Regions from separate parts of the Homo sapiens genome. Here region 1 is linked to region 2. Evidence: read pairs that join two places in POLR2A ChIA-PET (ENCODE). Cell type or tissue: OCI-LY7. All regions are shown on one strand. Each heading gives the region's core, and the rest is flanking DNA. Links, peaks and the distances in the headings are about the cores only.

Region 1 (10,082 bases), core at 4,148-6,647, 130 kb before region 2:
GGTTTTTATAGTCGCTATAATCATTTCTCTCTGGACTTCATGTCCAAAACACTCTTTTTTTTTTTTTTTTTTTTTGCTTTGAGACAAGGTCTCATTCTGTTGCCCAGGCTGGAGTACAGTGGTGCAATCACAGCTCATTGCAGCCTCGACCTCCCTGGGCTCAGGTGATTCTCCCACCTCAGCCTCCTAAGTAACTGGGATCACAGGCATACATGCCTGGCTAAATTTTTTTGTATTTTTTGTAGAGACAGGATTTTGCTATGTCGCCCAGGCTGGGCTCAAACTCCTGGGCTCAAGCAATCCACCCACCTCGGACTCCCAAAGTGCTGGGATTACAGGCATGAGCCACTGTGCACAGCCCCAAAACACTCTTAAGGGCCACTGTCCATTATGAAATTATACATATTTTTTTCAGATTCAAAAGTAAAGATGATTCTAACAAAAAAAAAATCAAATACCGGTGGGCAGATCACTTGAGGTCAGGAGTTCGAGACCAGCCTGGCCAACATGGCGAAACCCTGTCTCTACTAAAAATACAAAAATTAGCCTGGCGTGGTGGTACACGCTTGTAGTCCCAGCTACTCGGGTGGCTGAGGCAGGAGAATTGCTTGAACCCGGGAGGCGGAGCTTGCAGTGAGCCGAGATCACGCCACTGCACTCCAGCCTGGGCGACAGAGCAAGACTCTGTCTCAAAAAAAAAAAAAAATCTGTAAGTGTTTGATTTTTCTTTTTTTGAGACGGAGACTTGCTCTGTCGCCCAGGCTGGAGTGCAGTGGCGTGATCTCGGCTCACTGCAACCTCCGCCTCCCGGGTTCACGCCATTCTCCGTCTCAGCCTCCCAAGTAGCTGGGACTGCAGGCACTCGCCACCACGCCCGGCTAATTTTTTTGTATTTTTGGTAGAGACGAGGTTTCACCGTGTTAGCCAGGATGGTCTCGATCTCCTGACCTTGTGATCCGCCCATCTCGGCCTCCCAAAGTGCTGGGATTACAGGCATGAGCCACCGCGCCCAGCCAGAAATTTGTTTTTTAAAAAACAAGTCTCCCCAAATCCCATAACATTGACAATGTTGGGAGCGTTCTTCCACTTGTCTTGCAAACTGACATTCACATAGTAATAATAATGATAATTATTATGAAATAATATCCTCCAGTTACAGCAAGAAGACGTGAAAGGTTGGGAAAGGAGACCTCTGATTCCAAGGACTCGTTCAAAAGATGCTGAGACCGAGGCTTAAGCTTCAGGGCACCTCGGCCCCACCTGCTGGCCGGAGACGGTAGCGCTGCCCCAGCCGCTCAGTGCTTATGGGGCTGGCAGAGGGATGGGATGGGGCTGGCTGGGAAGAAGAGGTCGCTGAGGCCCCGCCTGGGAGCTGCAGAGCTGGGGCAAACCTGGGGCTCTGGGCAGGTCTGCCCCAGGCAGTATACTGTGGAGAATGAAACTTTTCTAAATGATCAATAAAAAAGCCAAAGTGGAGTCAGCTGTGCTGAAGGAAAGACTGAATTATCTTTCTATTCTCTCTATAGACAAATTATGAACTTACCATATGGAGACCAAGGAGTATGCAGTCAAAAAATGGAAGAAAAATGAGTACAGAGCTGTGTCATGAAGTTAAATAATACTAGCAATAATAATATAATAGGCCAGGCGCGGTGGCTCACACCTGTAATCCCAGCACTTTGGGAGGCCAAGGCAGGCAGATCACTTGAGGTCAGGAGTTTGAGACCAGCCTGGGCAACACGGTGAAACCCCACCTCTACTAAAAATACAAAATTAGCCAGTTGGGGTGGCACACACCTGTAATCGCAGCTACTCAGGAGGCCGAGGCAGGAGAATTGCTTGAACCCGGGAGGTGGAGGCTGCAGTGAGCCAAGATTGTGCCACTACACTCTAGCCTGGGCAACAGAGTGAGACTCTGTCTCAAAAAAGAAAATAAAATTGGCAAGTGCAAACAAATAGGAAGAGTGGGAACTGGGTCCCCAAGTGCTGAAAGGATGATCAGAAAGGGGCCATAATAATTGCTTAGTGCAGTTTGCGAAGGCTTCCTGGAGGAGGGGTATTTTTGAGACTTAATTAAAATCAACAAACAAAAAGATGTGAGAGGTGCAGTAAAAGGATCTGGGAGAAGGAGGTTGAACCTAAGAATGAGATATGTCAAGGAATCCATGATGACTATCGTTATCCCAGTGACTCTCATGTAAACAGAAGCTGGTCTTCTTTTATATTCAGTTGTGCTCACAAACCTGGCCCAGTTCCTGGCACACAGGAGATGCCCAATCAGTGTTTGTTGAACCGGCTGGGCACGGGGGCTCACACCTGTAATCCCAGCACTTCAGGAGGCCGAGGCAGGTGGATCATTTAAGGTCAGGAGTTCAAGACCACCGTGGCCAACATGGCAAAACCTCATCTCTACTAAAAAAATTACAAAAATTAGCTGGGCATGATGGCATGCGCCTGCAATCCCAGCTACTAGGGAGGCTGAGGCAGGAGAATCACTTCAACTCAGGAAGTGGAGGTTGCAGTGGGCTGAGATCATGCCACTGCACTCCAGCCTGGACAACAGAGCAAGACTCCATCTCAAAAAAAAAAAAAAAGTTTGCGGAACAACTGAAACTGTATGCAGAATTCCTGGCATGGCAATACCAGGAAGTTATAGGGGACCAATATCATCTCAATAGCTTTCTAACTATTAGAACTGACCATTAAAGAGTGCCAGTAATAGCTACCAAACGCCTCAAAAATGCCAGGAGCTAGGCTAAACTCTTTATATACATTGTCTCATGTTAGCTTGCAATAGCTGTTGAAGAATCATTGTCCCTATTTATTCATTTATTTTGAGATGGAGTCTTGCTCTGTTGCCCAGCCTGGAGTGCAGTGGCGTAGTCTCGGCTCACTGCAATCTCCACCTCCCAGGTTCAAGCGATTCTCCTGCCTCAACCTCCCAAGTAGCTGGAATTACAGGTGTCTGCCACCACGCCCGGCTAATTTTTGTATTTTTTTTAGTAGAGATGAGGTTTCACTGTGTTGGCCAGGCTGGTCTCGAACTCCTGACCTCTGGTGATCTGCCTGCCTCAGCTTCCCAAAGTGTTGGGATTACAAGCATGAGCCACCGTACCCAGCTTGTCCCCATTTAAAAATAAGGAAATTCCAGGTTCAGTTCAATTAAAACATAAAAGAAAAATTAGGAAACTATCCAGGCATGGTGGCTCACACCTGTAATCTCAGCACTTGGGGTTCTGAGATGGATGATGGCTTGAGGCCAAGAGTTCGAGACCAGCTTGGGCAACATAGTGAAACCTTGTCTGTACCAAAAAAAAAAAAAGGAAACTAAATTACAGAGGTGGCTGGGGGCGGTGGCTCACACCTGTAATCCCAGCACTTTGGGAGGCCGAGGCAGGCGGATCACGAGGTCAGGAGATCGAGACCATCCTGGCTAACACAATGAAATCCCATCTCTACTAAAAAATACAAAAAAAAATAATAATAAATTAGCCGGGCGCGGTGGCAGGCGCCTGTAGTTCCAGCTACTCGGGAGGCTGAGGCAGGAGAATGGCTGGAACCCGGGAGGCGGAGCTTGCAGTGAGCAGAGATCGTGCCACTGCACTCCAGCCTGGGAGACAGAGCGAGACTCTGTCTCAAAATAGATAGATAGATAGATAAATAAATAAATAAATAAATAAATAAATAAATAAATAAATTACAGAGGTTAAGCAACGTGCATAGGGTGCATGTTATCTATTTACCTGTAGATAGACTTTTGGATTTCTTCAAATTCTGGGCTAATACAAATTAAACTGCTATGAACATTTAGATACAAATCTTTGCATAGACATGATTTCATTCCTCTAGAACCTGATGTGTGTCCAAATCCCATCCTGAAGTTCTAGCAGTGCCTCCAGCCCTGGCTGGTTTTTGCCTCATGCATCTTGCTCACATGTGGGGTGAAATCCATCATTTTCCCTCCACAGATCTGATCAAGAGCATTCCTCAAGGGTATATCCTTGGAAGATCAAGGTCCGTATACAGCTTACCTCCCAAACCCCCATCCCCCTCAGTGGGATCTCCCAGGATATTAATAACGGTTAGTTAATTTTTTCTTTTTTTCTTTTTTCTTCTTCTTTCTTCTTTCTTCTCCTCTTCCTCTTTCTCCTTCTCCTGCTTCCTCTTCACCTTCCTCTTTTTATTTCCTCTTTTCTTTTCTTTCCTCCTCCTACTCTTCTTCCTCTTCTTCTTCCTCCTCCTCCTCCTTCTCCTTCTTCTCCTTCTCTCCTTCTTCTCCTCCTTCTTCTCATTCTTCTCCTTCTCCTCGGACAGGGTCTTGTTTTATTGTTCAGGCTGGAGTGCAGTGGCACTATCATGGCTTACTGCAGCCCCCATCTCCTGGGTTCAAGCCATCTTCCTGCCTCAGCTTCCCAAGAAGCTGGGACTACAGGCATGTGCCACCATACTCAGAAAAATTTTAAACTTTTTGTAGTGGTGGGGTCTCCCTATGATGCCCAGACTGGTCTCCAACTTCTGGGCTCAAGCGATCCTCCCATCTTGACCTCCCAAAGTTAGTTAATGTATTTCACATATACTATGCCCTACACGCTTTATCTATTTGGTATTATTTCTCAAATTTTTCTTGAAGTAGATGTTTATAGGTGAGGAAACAAAGGGTCAGGGAGATCTATAATAACAGAACATTACTCAACAGAGAGGTGAGAGAGGGCAGTGCTAAGCAGAGTAGACTCTAGAGCTGGTTTGCACAATTTTGGAGCCAGTTATACACTATCCTAGCTGTGTGATCTTGGGCATGTTGCATAACCACCCCATGCCTCAGTTGCTACGTCTGCAAAATGGAACAATAGTAATAGTACCTAATCAGGATGTTGTGTATGTTAACACATATAACCACACTTAGAATAGTGACTGGCACAGTTAATTCTCCATAAGTGTCAGCTATTTAATTATTGCTATTTTTATAAAACCCTCCCAGAGTCCTGAGTCAACAAGGGGATAAGAAAGATCCTGTCACCAGATGCCAGAACACAGGCAGAAATCCCAGCTCCTACTCCACATCCAGGCTGCTGTAGGTAAACCACTCAAGGGAACACTACACAAGAAGGAAAAGGCATTCCCAGCTGCCAGAAAACTATTCAAGATAAAATCTAGGTGTTTTTCTTTTTTACTGTAAAAGTACACGTTTGTTGTAGAAAATTTTGTTAACAGAATAATATAAAGAGAAAAATTTAGATAGAATTCTGCCACCAGAAAGCTTCTATTAACACAGGTTCTGTTAATACGATTGTTTCCTAGTGGGGTGCTTTCCTGGCCTGGCCCAGCAGAGGTTGCTGTTTGAGAAACAAAGCCCTCCTCCCATCTCTTTGCTTGGGGCTGGCCAGGGGAAAGCAAGATTTAAATCCAGTCTCATGGCGAGGGGTGCAGAGAGCTCTCAAAAGTGTGCACAGGATAGAGACAGTGTCGAGTGCCCATCAATAAGGGACAAGTGACATACATTATGGTACATCCATTCAGTGGAGTTCTAGTAGTTGTTAACAAGCATGCCCTAAAATGGAAAGATCTCAAAAATATATTACTATGTTACAAAAGCAAGGTGCAGAACCGTGTTTATAGTATGGTTCTTTTTTCTTTCTTTTTTTTTTTTTGAGACAGGCTCTCTCTCTGTCTGTCACCCAGGCTGGTATGCAGTGGTGCAATCACAGCTCACTGCAGCCTTGACCTCCCAGCCTCAAGCAATCCTTCTCCTTCAGCCTTTGGAGTAGCTGGGACCATAGATGTGCGCCACCATGCCTGGCTAATTTTTAAATTTTTAGTAGAGACAAGGTCTCACTATGTTGCTCAGGTTGATCTCCAACTCCTGGGCTTGAGAGATCCTCCCCACTCAGCCTCCCAAAGTGCTAAGATTACAGACATGAGACACCATGCCCAGCCATATAGTAGGGTTCTTTTGGATTGAAATATGTATGTAGATTAAAAAATAAAAATATATGGGATATATATGGGTGAGATTTAACCTTTCATTTCCTACTTTCTGTACTGTTTGAATTTTCCAGTCTTCCACATGCATTATTTTTTAAATGCCACTGAGAATTAACTGGGAAGGAAGATTATGGCTTATTTCAAAAATCTTTCTATTGTGTACATACTTGTATTTTTTTTTTTTTTTAGACGGAGTCTTGCTCTGTTGCCCTGGCTGGAGTGCAATGGCGCGATCTTGGCTCACTGCAATCTCCGCCTCTTGGGTTCAAGCAATTCTCCTGCCTCAGCCTCCCAGGTAGCTGGGACTGTAGGTGCCCACCACCACGCCCAGCTAATTATTGTATTTTCAGTAGAGACGGGGGTTTTACCATGTTGGCCAAGCTGGCCTCGAACTCCTGACCTCAGGTTATCCACCCACCTCAGTTTATCCACCCGCCTCAGTTTATCCACCTGCCTCAGCCTTCCAATGTGCTGAGATTACAGGCCTGGGCCACCGCACCTGGCCCATACTTGTATTTTTTAAAAATAATCTTTTCCTCAAAGCCTATTGTAGGATTTTTTTGAGCTACAGCACCTGTTGCTACCATAGCTGCTATGCCTCCTAGTGCCTGACACATAATAAATATTGAGCAAACATTTGTTCAATGGGTGAATAAATCTAATATAAAGGTCAGAAGCATTTCTTTTTAGCTTTATTTCCCTTCAGAGAATATTTCCTGAATTAAATTTACTGCATCTTCCCCTCTAGTGTTCCTACAGTCCCTGAAGGGCAGGTTAGGTGACAAGGTTATCTTAAACTCACCTTTTGCAGCTTTCCTCTTCTGCCAAAAGCTCAACCATCTGACACATTCATTGCAAAATTATGTAGCTGGGCACAATGGCTCACACCTGTAATCCTAGCACTTTGGGAGGCTGAGGTGGGCGGATCACTTGAGCCCAGGAATTTGAGACCAACCTGGGCAATATGGTGAAACCCCATCTCTACAAAAAATACAAAAAATGAGCTGCGCGTGGTGGCATGCGCCTGTAGTCTCAGCTACTCAGGAGCCTGAGGTGGGAGGATCGCTTGAGTCCAGGAAGTTGAGGCTGCAGTGAACCATGATCGCACAACTGCACTTCAGCTTGGGTGACAGAGAGAGACTCTGTCTTAAAAAAAAAAAAAAAAAGAAGTATGTACTGGTCACTTACTGCAAAGGACAGAACAAAGAGCTGCTGCTAATTTCTTGGAAAGATTTTCCTAGTGAAGTTATTCATTTAACAAACATTAATTGAGCACCTACCATATATTCCTGGCGCAGGATGATTGGGGTGGTCTCTGTTCTAATGTACCCTGAGGCCTGAGCACCATGGATCTCAGCCCTATCAGACCCAAAGCCTCTTTGTTAAACAGACAGTTTTTAATATCCCTTTTACCATGTGAAAGAAATTCATAAATAAAACAACATATGTACCCAATGAATTTGTAAATGTCCTAATTGTAATATAAAGGAGACATACAGGGAAAGTGACTAATAACAAAACTGTGAATGTTTGTACATGACTCCTAGGATGATCATGAAGTGGTCAGAGGTTTGAACCTATCCATGGAACCACCCTGAATACATCTGCTGCAAATGCAGATGGATACCAGCTTCTCTGTGGGTGATGTGATCTTTTAAATTTCAAACAACCCTTGAGAAACAAATTAGTTTCAGTAATAGATGCTTTCTTGAAAAATTCATCATATGTTAAAACCATGCACAAATTCACCGTGTTTATTTGTAAAAACGCAGGTTCTAGGCTCAGATAATTATAGATTGTGTTTTTGTCGCCATAACTGTCCAGGGACGAGGGATGTTGAGTGAACTGACCTGTGCATTGCAGGACATCTGGCATCCCCTGCCCCACCCAGCAATCACCAGGCCCATCCTCTCCAGGCCTGAGCCTTTTCTCCTCTGAGAAGAGATCCCCCACTGTTGAGAACACTGGGTCCAGGGGCTGCTATGTGAGGCGTCAGAGGCAGGAACTCTGAAAAGTCAGAAGCAGCCCTGTCTCACTGCATATCTTCAAGCACCAGGAAGTCCTGACACCCAGGAAAATGTGGTGTGCAAACCCCAGAGCAGGGACTAGGGTGATGGATTCCCAGGTGTCACACAGCAGGATTCTGGCTGGAACAGACATAAAGGTGATAATCGAATAAAACCCCCAGTAAGAAGGACCTTATAATAAGTACCAAGAGAGCAGGCCAGCCATGCTCTCCCTCATGACACAGGCATGTGTGCCAGGCTACATCTATTTAAAACAAAACAACTTTTTAAGGTGTCTGGGAAGCAGGGCTATGGTGGCTGTTGTATTAGGTGCAGAACAGGTGAGAGGCTCATAGTACATACAGCACACATCAGTCAAAAGGCAGACAGGCAGGGGATAAGGCAATATTTTCTTATATAATTTTTATTCCTTATGTAATTTATTTATTAATCCTTAATATTAATTATATTTAGTATATTTTATACTCAATATATTTTAATATATCATGTATTTTAATAAATATAAAATATAAATATATTCTACAACTATAATCAAATAATATAATCATATAAATATTAATGATTAATATTAATCATTAATAAAGAAATATCCAGTCAGGCTTGGTGGCTGATGCCTGTAATCCCAGCATGTTGGAAGGTTGGAAGGAGGATCACTTGAACTCAGGAGTTTGAAACCAGCTTGGGCAACATAGTGAAACCTTGTCCTTACCAAAAAAAAAAAAAAATACAAAAATTAGCCAGCTATGGTGGCTCATGTCTCTAGCTCCAGCTACTCAAGAGGCTGAGGTGAGAGGATCGCTTGAGCCTGGGAGGCAGAAGTTGCAGTGAGCCGAGATCACGCCACTACACTCCAGCCTGGGTGACAGAGCGAGACTCCGTCTCAAAAAAAAATCCTTTATTTCTTATTAACTTATTTTCTAATAATATATTTACTTTTTAATTATCACAAAATAATAGATATTTGTGGGAAAAAAATAAAAGATTAACACAGCACTGAAGGGTATAAGGGTGAAAAGTAAAATTCCTCTTCCCTACCCTAACTTCCCAGTCCCACTTCCCAGGATTGAGTTTCTACTTATTTATTTATTTATGTATTTATTTATTTTTCAAGGCAGAGTCTTGTTCTGTCACCCAGGCATGATCATGGCTCACTGCCACCTCAACCTCCCAGGCTCAAGCAATCCTCCTGCCTCAGCCTCCCCAGTAGCTGGACTACAGGGGTGTACCACCACACCTGGCTAATAAAAAAATTTTTTTTTTTTTTGTAGAGACAGGGTCTCCCAACCAGCCTGGTAACACGGTGAGACCCCATCTCTACAAAAAAAAGTAAAAAAATTAGTCGGCTGGGCGTGGTGGCTCACACCTATAATCCCAGCACTTTGGGAAGCCAAGGTGGGTGGATCACCTGAGGTCAGGAGTTCGAGACCAGCCTGGCCGACGTGGTGAAACCCTGTCTCTGCTAAAAATACAAAAACTATCTGGGCATGGTGGTGGGTCCCTGTAATCCCAGCAACTCAGGAGGCTGAGGCAGGAAAATCGCTTGAACCCAGGAGGCGGAGGCTGCAGTGAGCTGAAATTGCACCATTGCACTCCAGCCTGGGCAACAGAGCAAGCTTCTGTCTTAAAAAAAAAAAAAAAAGGCCGAGCACAGTGGCTCATGCCTATAATCCCAGCACTTTGGGAGGCTGAGATGGGCAGAGCACGAGGTCAGGAGTTTGAGACCAGCCTGACCAACATGGTGAAACCCTGTCTCTACTAAAAATACCAACAAAATATCCAGGCGCGGTGGTGTGTCTGTCCTCCCAGCTACTCAGGAGGCTGAGCAGCAGAATCGCTTGAACCCAGGAGGCAGAGGTTGCAGTGAGCTGAGATCATGCCACTGCACTCCAGCCTGGGCGACAGAGCGAGACTCCGTCTCAAAAAGAAAAAAAAAAAAAAAAAAATTAGCCAGGTGTGGTGGCACATGCCTGTAATCCCAGTTACTCAGGAGGCAGGAGAATCGCTTGAACCCAGAAGGTGGAGATTGCAGTGAGCCAAAATCGAGCCATTGCACTCCAGCCTGGGCGACAGAGT
Region 2 (10,082 bases), core at 2,660-5,159:
TCCCAAAGTGCTGGAATTACAGGCATGAGCCACCTTGCCCAGCTAGATGTGTATTTGGTTTTAATACCCATCCACAAATATTCATGGCAGCTATTATTAATAAAACTATTATTAATAAAGCTGCCATGAATATGCATGTACAAGTCTTTTGGGGCTCATGGGATTTCATTCTCTTGGGTAAATACCTAGGAATGGAATGGTTGGGTCATATGGTGGGTACATATTTAACTTTATAAGAACCTGCCAAATGGATTTCCAAGGTGGCTGTGCCATTTGACATCCCTATCAATTCTGGCCGCTCTATATTCTCTTCAGCGGTTGGTAATGTCAGATTTTTGACTTTTTTAAATGTGTGTGCCCTTCTGATAGGTATGTAATGATATTGATTTCTAGATTCTTTTGTGGTCAAATAAAATATTCTATATTGTGGGCCAGGAGAAGTGGTTCACGGCTATAATCCCAGCACTTTGCAAGGCTGAGGCGGGCAGATGATTTGAGGTCAGGAGTTTGAGACCAGCCTGACCAACATGGTGAAACTTCCTCTCTACTAAAAATACAAAGAAATTAGCTGAGCGTTGTGGTGCACACCTGTAGTCCCAACTACTTGGGAGTCTGAGGCAGGAGAATCGCTTGAGCCGGGAGGCTAAGGTTGCAGTGAGCTGAGATCGTGCCACTGCATTCCAGCCTAGGCAACAGAGCAAGACTCCATCTCAAAAACCAAAACCAAAACCAAAACAAAACAGAACTCTATATTGTGACAGTCTTTTTCACTGTAAGATTTGTTTCATGCCCAGGACATGGACTGTCTTGGTGAATGTTACATTTGCACTTGAAAAAAAAATGTGTTTTTGCTTTTTTTTTTTTTTTGAGACGGATTCTCACTCTGTTGCCCAGGCTGGAGTGCAGTGGCACGATCTCGGCTCAATGCAACCTCCGCCTCCCAGGTTCACGTGATTCTCCTGCCTCAGCCTCCTGAGTAGCTGGGACTATGGCATGTGCTGCCATGCTTGGCTAATTTTTTGTTTTTGTTTTGTTTTGTAGAGATGGGGTTTCTCCATGTTGCCCAGGCTTCCATCCATTTATTCTTTTTTTTTTTTTTTTTTGAGAAGGAGTTTTGCTCTTGTTGCCCGGGCTGGAGTGCAATGGCGCCATCTCGGCTCATCGCAACCTTCACCTCCTGGGTTCAAGTGATTCTCCTGCCTAAGCATCCTAAGTAGCTGGGGTAACAGGCATGCGCCACCATGTCCGGCTAATTTTGTATTTTTAGTAGAGATGGGGTTTCTCCATGTTGGTCAGGCTGGTCTCGAACTCCTGACTTCTGGTGATCTGCCCGCCTCGGCCTCCCAAAGTGCTGGGATTACAGGCGTGAGCCACCTTGCCTGGTCCATTTATTCTTAATCTGTTGTCTTTATATTCAAATTAGATTTCTTTATGGAGTATATAGTTTTGTCTCACTCTTTTTTTTTTTAGGGTCTTCCTGTGTCGCCCAGGCTGGAGTGCAGTGATGTGATCTTGGCTCACTGCAACCTCCGCCTCCCAGGTTCAATTGATTCTCATGCCTCAGCCTCCCGAGTAGCTGGGATTACAGGCATGTGCCACCACACCCAGCTAATTTTTGTATTTTTTAGTAGAGATGGGTTTCACCACGTTGGTCAGGATGGTCTCAATCTCTTGACCTCGTGATACGCCTGCCTCAGTCTCTCAAAGTGCTGGGATTACAGGCGTTAGCCACCGTGCCCAGCCTCATTTTTTTTTAAAGGTCAATGAGATACAATTCGTTAAGAATAAAAATATATTGTTTCGCCAGGTGCAGTGGCTCATGCCTGTAATCTTGGCACTTTGGGAGGCCGAGGTGGTGCATCATTTGAATCCAGGAGTTTGAGACCAGCCTGCCCAACATGGGGAAACCCCATCTCTACTAAAAATACAAAAATTAGCTGGGTGTGGTGGTGCATGCCTGTAGTCCCAGCTACTCAGGAGGCTGAGGCACGAGAATCGCTTAAGCCTGGGAGGCGGAGGTTGCAGTGAGTCAAGATTGCGCCACTGCACTCCAGCCTGGGTGACACAGCAAGACACAGTTTCAAAAAAAAAAAAAATTAGCCAGTGTGGTGGCCTGTGCCTGTAATCCCAGCTACTCGGGAGACTGAGGCAGGAGAACCGCTCGAACCTGGGAAGTAGAGGCTGCAGAGAGCCAAGAGGGCACTGCATCCAGCCTGGGTGACAGAGCGAGATTCTGCCTCAACAAAAAAAAATAATAATCAATAAAAATACATCGTTTCAAACTTAGAATAATTTAATATTCTCTTTATTATTTCACATGTATCTGGAAATGGAATAGATACCTGTTCTCATCCTGTCCCGAGGCAGCGTTCCAGCAACTGGTACACGGTTCCCAGATAGAGTCAAAGTGACTTTCCTCTTGCAACCATTTTCATTGTCAAAAAAAAATTTGTTTTCATATATTTCAAGAGTAGCTTCAGATTAATACCTCTCAGAACAATCTCGTCCTCAAGGCCAACTTGGTTTAGAGCCTTTAACTGCAAATAATTTCCAGGCAACACTGACGACCAACATAAGGTAAATAACATATAGGCACATTTCAGTTCTATGGATTTCACTTTCATATTTTAAGTCTATCACTTTATACCTTCAGCATCAACATTAAAATAGAACCTAAGAAGATTTCTGTTTGAGCAACATTCTATATAAGTATCTCCACCTCTACCCCACTTGCAATCAGACTAGATTAATTTGCTTTCAATTATAATAACTGATAACTTTAACAGATTTTTAATCTAATAGTTTAACAGCTTTTAATTATAAAACCTATTCTCAATTATAATTTATAATTTTTTAAATTTAATTTTTTTTTGAGACAGGGTCTTGCTCTGTCACCCAGGTTGGAGTGCAATGGCACCATCACAACTTACTGCAGCCTCAACCTCCTGGGCTCAATCAATTCTCCCACCTCAGCCTCGCCAGTAGCTGAGACTACAATTGTATGTCATCATACCTGACTAATTTTTTAAATTTTTTTGTAGAGACAAAGTCTCACTATGTTGCCCAGGCTGGCCTTGAACTTCTGGGCTCAAGTGATCCTCCCACCTCAGTCTCCCAAAGTGCTGGTGTTACGGGCATTAGCCACTGCACCTGGCATGTAATTTACAGTTAAAAAGACTAGTTCAAGTACTTACGTTGATGAATCCCATACAACACCAAAACAAAGGAAAATTATTTTCAATATAATTAACTGCAGATACATGGCTTAGTAAGACTACTAAAACAGCTCATGCCATGTATTTAAAAACAAAAACAAAAACAAAACCAAAACATGCCTGAGGCAAGGAGATTGCGGCTGCAGTGAGCTGTGATTGCCCCAGCCTGGGTGACAGAGTGAGATACTATCTCTTAAAAACAGAAAAAAAATATGAGAAAAAAAAAAGCTGTACTGAGATGGATTTTAAAATAATCTCAGAAAATAGAAAAATTATTAATAATCTTTACAGCTTTTGATTACATATCTTCATAATGATAATTTTAATCACAGGTCTCAAATTTTGTTGCAAATATATTGCCATTAGGTCTCTAATCGTAGATTATCTTTTGTTGAATATTCTGCTGATAAATAAACAACTGCTTAACATTCCAATCAAATGTATTCTCACAATTAACTACAAGACTGGTGCCACTACTGGGAAACGAGCTGAGTTAATCAGCAGTTACATCAAATGTAATGAATCCCAAATCACTTCTTTCTCTCGGTCCGTTGAAGTCATCTACGTTTTTCAGCTTGATCGGCGAGTCATTGCCACCACACCAGGATGCTTCCGTCTTTGAAGGCAGTGGTGATGGTGAAAGCAGCTAAATATGAGCGCCACCATCAGGCTGAGAAGCGGCAGAGAGTTCACCTGCGACACCACCGCATTCATCTCCCACGACCCTGTGTCCACATGCACGCTTGGGCTCCTGTTTCAGGAGTGTATCACATATCTTTAAATATTGTTATGCTACTTTACATATCATGTGAGAACCTTTTAATAATGCAACTCCATTTTCCCTTTGGAACCTTTGTGCTATTGTTTTAAGACATTTCATTTCCATTTCCATTAGAAAGTCCAAACTATATTTTTATATTTGCTTTAAATGGTCAATTATCTTTTTAGAGAAATTCTTTTAAATGAAAAAAGTATTTTATATTTACCATGTATTTACATCTCTTTCTTTCTTTTTTTTTTTTTTTTTGAGTTGGAGTCTTGCTCTGTCGCCCAGGCTGGAGTGCAGTGGCACAATCTCGGCTCACTGCAAGCTCTGCCTCCTGGGTTCATGCCATTCTCCTGCCTCAGCCTCCCGGGTAGCTGGGACTACAGGCACCCGCCACCACACCCGGCTAATTTTTTGTATTTATAGTAGAGATGGGGTTTCACCGTGTTAGCCAGGATGGTCTCGATCTCCTGATCTCGTGATCCGCCCGCTTTGGCCTCCCAAAGTGCTGGGATTACAGGCATGAGCCACCGCGCCAGGCCACATCTCGTTATTTCTTTGTGTAGATCTAATTTTTCTATCTGTCACCCATGCTGGAGTGCAGTGACACAATCACGGCTCACTGAAACCCCAAACTTCTGGGCTCAAGCAATCCCTCTATCTTTAGCCTCCTGAGTAGCTGGGACTAAAGGTGTGTGCCACCATAACCAGCTAATTTTTCTCTATTTTTGGTAGAGATTGTGTCTCGCTAGTTGCCCAGGCTTGTCTTGAACTCCTGGCCTGAGGCAATCCTCTCCCTACTGCCTCCCAAAATGCTGGGATAGGCTGGGTGCAGTGGCTTATGCCTGTAATCCCAGCACTTTGGAAGGCCGACGGGGGCAGATCACTTGAGGTCAGGAGTTCAAGACCAGCCTGGCCAACATGGCGAAACCCCATCTCTATTAATATAAAAAATATTGAAAAAACAAGGCAACAACAAAAAGCCCAAAGTGCTGGGATTACATGCATGAGCCACCGTGCCCAGCCAAAAAAATATTTCTTATAATGCCGTTCTCTGGAAATGACCTCACAGCTTTTATTTATCTGAAAATGTCTTTCTTTTCTTTTCTTCTTTTTTTTTTTTGAGATGGAGTCTTGCTCTGTCGTCCAGGCTGGAGTGCAGTGGCATGATCTCAACTCACCGCAACCTCTGCCTCCCAGGTTCAAGTGATTCTATTCTCCTGCCTCAGCCTCCCCAGTAGCTGGGATTACAGGCGCATGCCACCATGCCTGGCTAATTTTTGTATTTTTAGTAGAGACAGGGTTTCACCATTGTTGTCCAGGCCGGTCTCAAACTCCTGACCTCAAGCAATCCGCCCACCTTGGCCTCCCAAAGTGCTGGGATTACAGGCGTGAGCCACTGCACCTGGCCACAACATTGGTACTTTTGATATTTGTCCTTTTTTTTTCCTTCACACTCACAGACTCAGGTCGCAACTTTTGACATTTGGATTGACAAAGGCTTGGCACTTGTTGACATGTCTTTGTTGTGGAGGCCTTTCCTGTGCACCGTAGGATGTTTAACAGCATCCCTGCTGCTGTGGTCTGAATGTTTGTGTCTCTCCCAAATTAATATGTTGAAGTCTAACACTAATAGTATTAGAGGAGGTGGGGCATTTGGGATTGGTGTCCTTATGAAAGAGGCCCCAGAGAGCTGCCCTGTCCCCTTTCGCCATGTGAGAAAGCAGCGAGGACACATTCTCTAAACCAGGAAGCGGGCTCTCATCAGACACCAAATCTGCCAGTGCCTTGATCTAGGTCCTCCCAGCCTCCAGAACTGTGAGAAATACATTTCTGTTATTTATAAACCACCCAGTGTTTTGTTATAGCCACACAAATGGACTAAGACACCTGGCCTCTACCTTCTAGACAATGGTAGCATCTTCCCAGTCATGACAATATAAATTGTCTCCAGATACAGCAAAATATCCTCTGGGGAGTAAACTTACCCCTGGTTGAGAACTGCTGTTCTAGGTCTATTTCAGTTCTACTCCTAAGGTGTAACCCTTCACGGATCTTTACCACATATCCTCAGTGTTTAATCAGGTCTCTTCACTCAGAGTTGGAACTCAAACATACCCCAGTAGTGTGTGGGCTCTGGGAACTGTCCAACTTACATTTCCCCATAGTGATTTTTTGCTTGGCTTTATGGAGTTTCCTGTTAGAGATACAGCTTAATATTTAGCACAAGACTCCAGAACACTGTTATGCAGATTTCCTGGGCTCTTTTTTGGACTCTTTTCTCTGTGTTACTTTGCCTTGCAAATTCCAGCCACCTTAGCCTCCTGAAACCAATCTCTGTCCTTCAACTTGGTGAAACGACTATATTCTGTTTAGGTTCCCTCTTCTTGCACCACAGCAGTCTGGGAAGTATCTCCAGGCAGACAGCCTAGGTCATTTTTGGACTCATTCCATTTATTTTCCTTCTCACAGTCTTGAATTGCCTATAGTACATGTATGCACATTTATAGTACGTGTATGAACATTTGTTTCATATACTTTGCCCAGTTTCCTTATAGCAGGAGGGCATGTTTGGTACTTGTTACTCTGTCAGGGCTGGAAACAGAAGTCTCCCTCAATAATTACATTTTTAAACATTTCATCTACTAACATGCCCTGTTGATGTTGGTCTTCCTTCCTGTCACTCTTTACTACTTATCTTTTCTAAACACATAATTACTGAGTAGGCCAAGAAAGACATTTCGAGTAAATGCTACTTTGTTTTCTTTGAGATTACCTTTTCTAAAATGCGTCAGATCTCTATTTTGCTTTTGGGCAATCACATTCATCCTTGGGTAAATACTGACCATATCCATTATTCGCTGTACCCAAGGCGGATACACTTGCATTTCAAATTAGAGGTAAGCAGAATGGTCCTCTGTTCATTGATATAGGAAAATGATGGGCCAGGAAAATAATTAGCCAGGTGTGATGGCTCCCACCTGTAATCCCAGCACTTTAGGAGGCTGAGGCAAGAGGATCACTCGCATCCAGAAGTTTGAGACCAGCCTGGGCAACAAAGTGAGACTTTGTCTCTACAAAAATTAGCCAGGGATGGTGTTTGTACCTGTAGTCCCAGCTACTTGGGATGCTGAACTGGGAAGATCAGTTGAGCGCAGGAGGTGGGGGCTGCGTTGAGCCATGATCATGCCACTGCACTCCAGGCTGGGTGACAGCGAGAGCCTGTCTCAAAAAAATAAAATAAAATAAAATACAAATAAATAAAATAAAATAAAATAAAATAAAATAAAAGACAGACTTAAGATTGAGATAGACCCCTATCCCCTTCCACCGTTTGAGGACATAACAAGAAGGTGGCATCTATGAACCAGGAGACAGGCCCTCACTAGATACCGAACCCGCTGCATCTTCATCTTGGTCTTCCCAGCTCCAGAACTGTGAGAAATAAAGGTCTGTTGTTTATCAGCTACCAAGTCCACGGTATTCTGTTTGTTATAGCAGTCCAGACGGATGAAGACGATAATCATAGTAGTTAACATTTACAGACTACCCACCACACACCAGTCACTAGTTAACACTTTACCTACACGTTTCTCAGTTATCCTCACAACCTTTTGAGAGGGCCAGCCTTATTATCTCCATTTTACAAATGTACCAAGAGTTGAAGCAACTTTCCAGGGTCACACGGCCAGGAAGCAGCAGTCAGGTGGCTCATGTTCCTCACCACGTCATGGCTGTGACAGCTCCACTGTCTCTACAACATGGGCACTAAGCTTTACAAAGGCTCCCTCTTTCAGCGAAGCTTCTACATGGTGCCCGTTTATTAATTTAAAAATGTAAAAGTCCCTAACATTGAAATGAGTGATATAAGAATTGTATTAGTCACTCTCGAGCTTTTTCATACATTTTTCTGTTTGAATGGAATAATTTGCATTTTTTGAAATGGAAAACAATTAGTCACACATCAAATTCTACTGCATCACTAATACACTGTCTCACGAGCATACTACTAGGAATTATTTGGCCTGCCACGTCTGCCAGGGATCTACAATTAAGAATTCACCCACCATGTTGTCTTTAAGTCTCATTGCATTTCCTATGCCCAGATAAATCCTCTGTCCCTAGTTGATTCAAGAAATATTTATTGCATGCATCTTGCATGCAGGATAAGTACTCTCCAGTTGTTGTTTTTTTTTTTTTTTTCTGTTTTGAAAGCAAATCTTGTACTTTGGTTGCAAGCGTTCTTAAATTTATTGTGTCACCTGCATGAGCAAGTGTATTTAGTATTTAGTAAATACAGACTAGGTATTTAGTAACTATCTGTGCATTCACTGACTCCCACCCCTAGTCCTGGAACTTGTTCTTTCTCCTACTACCTTAGTTGTTTAATTCTAATCCTTCCCCTGGGCCTCTGTGTTGAGGAAACCATATTACATCTCCATTAACCATCAGTGTCCTTAAGTTCTCAGTTATTTAGTACCTCCTCTTAATTTGTTCCTGTATCATTCTCATTCCACTTCTAAAGCATAATTTCCTCTCAAACTATATGGATTTTTCTCTATATTTAGCTCTTGGTTTTTCTAATCTCCTCCCCCTCCCTTCCCCTCATGTTTTGCTTCGTTTGCTCCTCATACATTCCCGTTCCTGTTCCTTTAGGGAGAAAACTGACACACATACACACTCACTGAGGCCTCCCTCCAGTAGGGATTTTTTTTTTTTTCTTCTGAGACAGAGTCTTGCTCTGTCACCCAGGCTGGAGTGCAGTGGTGTGATCTCGGCTCACTGCAACCTCCGTCTCCCGGGTTCAAGCAATTGTCCTGCCTCAGCCTCCCGAGTAGCTGGGATTACAGGCACGCCCCACCACGCCCAGCTAATTTTTGTATTTTTAGTAGAGATGGGTTTCACCATGTTGGCCAGGATGGTCTTGATCTCCTGACCTCATGATCCGCCCACCTTGGCCTCCCAAAGTGCTGGGATTACAGGTGTGAGCCACCGTGCTTGGCCCTTTTTTTTTTTTTTGAGACAGAGTCTTGCTCTGTCACCCAGGCTGGAGTGCAGTGGCATGATCTAGGCTCACTGCAACCTCTGCCTCCCAGGCTCAAGTGATTCTTGTGCCTCAGCCTCTTGAATAGCTGGGATTACAGGTGCATGCCACCATGTCTGGCTAAATTTTGTATTTTTAGTAGAGACGGGCTTTCACCATGTTGGCCAGGCTGGTCTTGAACTCCTGACCTCAAGTGATCCACCTGCCTCAGCCTCCAAGAGTGCTCACACCACCACGCCTGGCTTTTGTTTGTTTGTTTGTTTTTGTTTTTTTTTTTGAGACAGGTTCTTGTTCTGTCACCCAGGCTGGAGTGCAGTGACGCAATCATGGCTCACTGCAGCCTCAACCTCCTGGGCTCAAGTGATCCTCCCTCTTCAGCATTCCAAGTAGCTGGGACTACAGGTAACTGCCACCACACTGACTATTTTTTGTAGAGATGGGGTTTCATCATGTTGCCCTGGCTGGTCTTGAACTCCTGGGCTCAAGTGATCCACTGCCTCAGCCTCCCTAAGTGCTGGGATCACAGGTGCATGAAACTATGCCTGGCTAATTTTTAATTTTTTGTAGAGATGGGGTCTTGCCATGTTGCCTAGGCTGGTCTTGAACTTCTGGGTTCATGCAATCATACAGGCATGAATCACTGCACCCAGCTGGGAAATCTTTCTAAAGTCCTTTATGTATTGAGAATTCTTCACTGTATCAGTTATACCTTGTGTTGTAAATAACAGAATCCCCTCACTTGAATGGATTTGGTTTCAGGTAATGAGAATCCTGGAGGAGGACGTCTTCAGGTTGGTGGATGTGCAGTTTGGGAAGGCTACCAGGGACCTAGGTGTACTCTCTCCTTACTCTCCCTTCCCCCAGCACATCAGCTTGTCCTCGGGAAAGCTCTTCTCACGGCACTGATGGTAATGACACACCTAGGAATCCCGACATCAGCATGCCCTTATTGTACCATCTCAGCTCACTGGAGCCTAGACCTCCTGGGCTCAAGCAATCCTCCCATCTCAGCCTCCCAAGTAGCTGGGGTCACAGGCACATGCCACCATGCTTGGCT

Evidence for each region. Peaks named below come from ENCODE experiments on the same cell type or tissue, not always from the same donor. Only the 100,000 strongest peaks of a DNase experiment are listed, where the experiment ranks them.
Region 1: POLR2A ChIA-PET joins it to region 2 with 16 read pairs; 5 of 35 experiments call an interaction of 5 or more read pairs at or near these places.

Annotation. Positions count from the first base shown.
Region 1 is chr1:226,195,899-226,205,980 of GRCh38, forward strand. It overlaps LOC101927247 (a long non-coding RNA gene), which reads left to right. Exons shown (of 2, transcript XR_001738504.2): 2 at 1,154-1,476. Among named protein-coding and RNA genes, the nearest start is that of ACBD3, 14 kb to the left of the region's middle. RefSeq lists an enhancer at 7,550-8,051. In OCI-LY7, for the core only: CTCF peaks have their summits at 5,316 (motif pointing right) and 5,520; a DNase peak (open chromatin) is centred at 5,353; H3K4me3 peaks cover 172 bases; H3K27ac peaks cover 906 bases.
Region 2 is chr1:226,329,727-226,339,808 of GRCh38, forward strand. It overlaps the pseudogene LOC101060016. Among named protein-coding and RNA genes, the nearest start is that of LIN9, 26 kb to the left of the region's middle. RefSeq lists an enhancer at 3,506-4,060. In OCI-LY7, for the core only: CTCF peaks have their summits at 3,889 (motif pointing left) and 4,098; DNase peaks (open chromatin) are centred at 3,355 and 3,865; H3K4me3 peaks cover 945 bases; H3K27ac peaks cover 1,172 bases.